2 separate regions of the Mus musculus genome follow, and region 2 is linked to region 1. A link is a loop called in an ENCODE intact Hi-C map of the cell type or tissue named here. Cell type or tissue: heart. All regions are shown on one strand. Links, peaks and the distances in the headings refer to the core of each region. The heading gives the core; the rest is flanking DNA. Region 1 overlaps Gm14221 (a long non-coding RNA gene). Region 2 has its middle 46 kb from the start of 9130015L21Rik.

What was found. Hi-C counts contacts between places; a loop is a spot of excess contacts. Peaks named below come from ENCODE experiments on the same cell type or tissue, not always from the same donor. Only the 100,000 strongest peaks of a DNase experiment are listed, where the experiment ranks them.
Region 2: a loop joins it to region 1, with 5 times the contacts of the local background. A loop is called at or near these places in 5 of 42 quality-filtered maps.

Annotation. Positions count from the first base shown.
Region 1 is chr2:160,577,529-160,580,342 of GRCm38, reverse strand. The region is part of intron 1 of Gm14221 (a long non-coding RNA gene); the gene reads left to right. Among named protein-coding and RNA genes, the nearest start is that of Gm14221, 1.8 kb to the left of the region's middle. In heart, for the core only: a CTCF peak has its summit at 1,446 (motif pointing right); no DNase peak of the experiment used is centred there; H3K27me3 peaks cover 2,500 bases.
Region 2 is chr2:160,061,450-160,064,263 of GRCm38, reverse strand. No RefSeq gene overlaps it. Among named protein-coding and RNA genes, the nearest start is that of 9130015L21Rik, 46 kb to the right of the region's middle. In heart, for the core only: a CTCF peak has its summit at 1,513 (motif pointing left); no DNase peak of the experiment used is centred there.

The DNA.
Region 1 (2,814 bases), core at 213-2,712:
GTCAGTCGCCTACATTGCCCAGGCTTCCTCTAGAGCCATGGTCCTCAACCTTCCTTATACTGTGACTCTTTAATACAGTCTGTTATGTCGTAGTGACCTCCCAGTCATAAAATAATTTTAGTTGCTAATTCATAATTGTATTTTTGCTACTCTTACGAATTGTAATTTTTTTTTTTGAGATAGAGGGTTGCCAAAGGGGTTATGACCTGCAGGTTGAGAACAGTGTCACCGGTCCAGTGTCTAGACCAACGAAGCTGGAATCTTTGGGAATGGAGTCGAGAGGTGGATTTTTCAAAGCCTTGCAGACGGGAACCAGGTGATGCTCCTCATAGACAGGACCGGCGACCACAATATTTGAAAGCCCACAGCCTTTTTTGACACCTAACTTCAGGGCCTTGGAATTGACGTGAAGGGCAAAGCTAGGCAGGCTTAAGTTTGAATATTGAATCTGCTGAGATTTGCTGTGATCTTGGGCTAGGTGCCTGAGGTCCTGAGGAATCTACCTTTGAATTATCACAATATAATTATAACTAACCAGACTTGTAGGATTGTTTGGGATATTCGGTGAGATACTCAGGTCCCCGGGGAGTGGCTATTCCTCATTAAGGGTCACAGCACCCACCTCTTCCAGCCTGGTCCCGGTGGTCCCCTCCCCTCTTTTTTTTATCCAGCCTGGTAGCTAGGTTCTGACCTCAAGTCCCTGGCTGGCTCCTTGCTGATGGCCACAGCGTGCTCAGTGGTGCCCATCTTCTCCCGAGGAGGATGGTATCGACATTTCAAAAACAGTTTAATTATTCTGCGGCTGCCTGGCTATTAGCTGCGACAAGAGAGCTCAGGGCTATTTTTCAGCATTAATTTTCCATTTGAAATGAATTCCTTTTGGTTACACTTTTTAAATGTTTCTTTTAATTAGACGCAATTACTTCAGAAGAATTGCTTTTATTCCTCAGCCTGAGATCCCAGCGATAAAGTCGCTATCTGGCCCCACCGAACGGCCGGGACGGCTCATTTAGTCTCTGCACTAAAGTATATTGAACTAGGAAATTATACAGCGAATCAACTATTAATTCCTTTTATGATCGCTCACTCTAACATCTTGAATGAGATCTTCAGGGGGAAATTTAGTCACAATAGGGATCATTGTCTCCCCCCACCCCCTCCGCCCTCGCCACCCTTCCAGCCCTCCGCCTAGTGTGAGGGGAGCTATCCTGGTGATGGTCAAGGCACAGGGGCAGGATGCCACGGGGCTCATGGTTTTCCTGGGGTCTTTGGGGGTAGGGGGTAGATAGTACGGCGGAAGCTGCTTTGCTGAAGGAGTCCCTTTTCAGACCTCAAGAAGAAGGAGGATACTGTGACTATGTGGAGACAAAGTATCCCTGCCTTTGAAGGTCGGTTCTGTGGTTTGGTCCTTCGTGGTACGGTTCTTCAGGCGGCCTGGGAGCCAGTAGGTGGCGCTCTCCCACTGCGTTGGCAATTCTGTCTGCGCTGATGGAGGAAGCTTCGCAGTTACTTGGGAGACTCATTTTAGAGACCTTAGCCAGAAGCAAGCTTAACAGACAGGGAAACTGAGGTACAAAAATGGGTGTGTGATCACAGAAAAAGACTGAACCAGCTCTTTTGGTCCTTGGACCACGTCTCTGAATTTGACTCCCTGTATGGGATGTTGCTGGTGAAGGCTTACAGCTCAACTCACCTGTTCTCTGCCACTTCTACACTCCCAGCTGTCAGAAGGGGAGGGGCTGGGTAGGATCACTGGACTTCCAAGGGCACTTGGGATGGAAGGATTCTAGGGATGGAGTGAGCCAGAGGAGGGCCCCATGCTGGCTGTGACTGAAAATGGATTGTGTGCATTGTGGGATTACAGTTCTGGAGGGAAGAGTCACTAGAGATTCCAATGGGATGGGTATGTAGGTGTGTGCCTCAGTTTCTCTTAGGGGAGGCAGGTTTGAAAGATGGGTAGGAGGTTGGAGAGTAAGGAAGCTCACTGAGTAGAGGGGAGGGCCTGTGACATGGCCCTCCCTCTCCCTCAGGTTTATACACCTGCGCTGGGAGTTTTTTTTTCCACAGACTGTCCTGGCTGCTCTGTGCAGGACTGTGAGGGGCTCCTGCCCTCACAGGTGGAAGTGAAAGTGATCTCTGTCTGACCGGAAGAGTAGGGGTGGCTCCTCTAGGGTCAGAATCACCTTAGGACATTTGTGGCCAGGGATAGTAGCTACTGTCTGTGAGACTCCTCTGAGGACAGATTTTCAGGGGGGCTCTGAACATTCCATTTGTTTCCGATGAGAAAAAAAAAGTACATTTTTGTCTATTTTCAAGGTTCATTTCTTCCGGATTTTGAAGGAAATCAAAACATTTTCATGGGTCTCTGAAACATCATGGGCCCCCGGGGCACTACTCCTTTGCCCAAAGAAGAGTCTGCATTGTTTTGGAAGAAGCAAAACAAACCAAAACCGAAACCAAAACCAAAACCAGATAAGCTTTGGAGTTTGGATCTCCCACTTTGAGATGGATGGAGGGAAGCTGTGGGGCTTTTTGCTGCCTCTTTGCCTCCAGCCTCTCTTGCTTCCTGGATGCCAGGCCAATGTCAGCATTTACTGTGCCCAGAGCATTGATGCAGTGATTTCTTTTTTAAATTGCATCATTTTGTGTGTGTGTGTGTGTGTGTGTGTGTGTGTGTGTGTGTGTGTGTGTGTGAGCACCTTTGGGTCCTTCTACCTGGTCCAGATTGCATGAAGATCTTGTCAGGCCGGGCGGTGGTGGCGCATGCCTTGAATCCCGGCAGAGGCAGAGAGGCAGAGAGGCAGAGGAGAGGCA
Region 2 (2,814 bases), core at 280-2,779, 520 kb after region 1:
CTGGGGAAAGAAAAGCCAAGAAGTGGCTTTAACTTTAACCCTGATCAAAGATGCTGTTGACTGGAGCACTGGGCAAAGATGAGGGGAGAAACCACCAGCCTGATAGTGTGCTTAAGCTGTGGAGGATGGCACCTGTTTTGTGAGATAACCAGAGCTTGTGCTTGGAATCACCTTTGTCTTTGGTGTGGTCACGGATGGGAAACTGTGGACAACCCGCAATTAAAGATATGGATGGAAGAAAATGTTAGGAAACATATCAGGCAGTGGAGGTATCAGAGATAAAGTTGAGCCTGGTCTCATGGTTGGCCAAAGCTACAAGACAGAATTTATCTTTCAGACACTGTAACATGGCTGCTTCTTAGGAGTACTCAGGTCATCCAATGGCAGCCTCTCTAACCCAGATCCAGCCTCTCATTCAAGAACAGTTCATGTTAGAGAACATTTTGCTTTCTCACTGACTTTGGGAAAGTTGCCTTATATCCCCAAGCCTCGGTCTTCCCCTCTGATAAATGCCAAGGTGGACATTTCCTGGATAAATGAGAGTGGACACTATTGCATTTCCTTCAGGGTAGATATCCAGTGGGTTCCAGAGAAGCCAGGGCCCTTTTCATTTAGAGGAGGAGGCTCTTTGGTTGGTTGGAGTTAGTCATATTGTTCTTACGGGGGAACCATACTAATTAGAAGAATCCACTAGAGGTTTCTGGCAAGGAGTAGCATGAGCAGCAGAGAAGCTTAAAAGCAAAATGAGCAGTGTTCTGGGTGGATGTCTGTGTCGTTGTGTGGTTTGCGTGAAGTCACAGTGAATAATAATTGGCTCCTTCATGTTTTCCAGCCTGGATGACAACCAAGAAGGTGGGAACAACCACTCAATATCAGAGGCAGCCCACAAACTTGTGCCACAGACTCTAAAACAAGCACGAGCTCACACTGAGCCCTGACAAGTGTCCCCATCAGCTGGTAGTGATGATCACTAGCTTGCTAGAGTGTAGTAGGGAGAGGGGGAGAGGCCAGACAGAGACATGTAGTCCTGGGTCCTATATGGCCTCAGAGGTTGTATGCAGGAATGGGTCTGATTTTTGTAAGCACAGTGGGAGCTCACTGAAGAGTACAAATAAGGATATTCTATGATCAGCTCTATAAGCAGGCAGCGGAATGAAGAATGGAAAAAAATGAGATAATCCATGCCAAGGGCTTTCCTCAGACCTGGGCTATAGTAAATGCTCAGGAAACACTATCTAGTTGATGTCATGGATCTGACAGCTGCCAGGTATTAGCTCAGCCAATGGGCCTTAGGTACTTCCTTCTAACAAAGGGATGGAGGTGTGCCAAACCTGCCTTAGCCTGGCAACTTTTCATAAGCCAGCACTGGGTACTTAAAAGTGTAGCTCAGTCAGGCTTGACATAGAAGCAAACAGACCCTTCTAAGACAAAGGATCAGGCACTTTGTTCCTGAGTGGTGAAGTTGAGGTTGGGAAGGTATAGTTGGGAGGAAGTCCCAGCAGGGAGGCTGTGCCCTCTAGTGGGGTAGGGAAGAGGAGATGTTATTTATTGGTTTTGCCCCAGAGACCTCAGTTCACAGCACTTCTGCTGTCCTGGGCAACTTTAACATCCACGTGTCAGGATTTCTGCTGGGTGCGTCTAAAGTGTGAGCACATAGAGAGTATGAAGCATGGGATATCTAGGCACTAACGAGGAGGGATACTAAAAGGGTTGCAGTCTCCTTAGTGGATTAGAGGCTCCAGTGGGGGAAAAATAGCTGATCCTATGCTGTGATGCTGACAATATCTGTCTCATCTTGCTCCAGCAATATAAACAGAAGACAGTCTTCAGTTGATACCCAAACCCCAGGACAGTACCATAAGCTTCTTGCTGCTCTGTTTATCCTCAAAACTGACTGGTCCCATGTCTCACACAGTCAGGGATTCTTCCTCTGACATGCTCTGTAGTTGTTTGATACAGCTGTTGAGAGAATTAAGCTTAAGAATGTTTGGGCCTGGCTCAGACCAGTGTGCAGATTAATGACCCTTTGAAAAGATGATGTATGTGGAACACTTTTGCAGTACGCCTGGTATATAAAGGGTACTCAGCAAACTCCCAGGAGAGGTAAGCTGTTATGTATCAATGTCAATGAAACAAGAATAGTGATCTTGAGTGTTTAGTAGAGCCCACGAGGATCGTGTGAAAGGCAGGCTCCTGCTGTATCCTCTCTTCACATTCTGATTCAGTACATCATAAGTGGGAATATGGTCAGCAATGTTTTAATACCTTCTAAGTGATTCTGATATAGGCGCTCCCTTTGGATTAATTTTCAAAAGTACGTGGGACGAGTGGGTAGGCTACGTGGTGCAGAGAGCTCGACAACCTGGGCTAAGATAACTCGTGCTGAAAAAATGATCAAGCATGAGAGGCCTAAGTCTGGACCATGAAGTAGGGGTTACAGAGAAGAGCAGAGCGGTTTCGGGAGTGGAAACAGCTTTGTGTGGAGCTGATGGTATTAGAGAGAAGGACATTATATGTTTCTGATATTCCATGCCTTCATAGCAGGGACTGGTTCATGTCCCCATACATTACATGAAACAGTTCCTTCCTCTGCTCTAAGAAGCTTTAACGTCCAGACCATCTGTAACCTCCTTTGAGAATCCCACTATCTACTCACTTGTGTGACTTAGTTGCTCTACAATCCCCACAATGATGATTTCCTTCATTAGTTCAGTGACCAAGGGCTAGAGTAAATGAGGCACGTCGTCAGGGACAGTGAAGGAAAGGATTTTTTGTTTGTTTGTTTTTTGTTTTGTTTTGTTTTCAGAATAACTA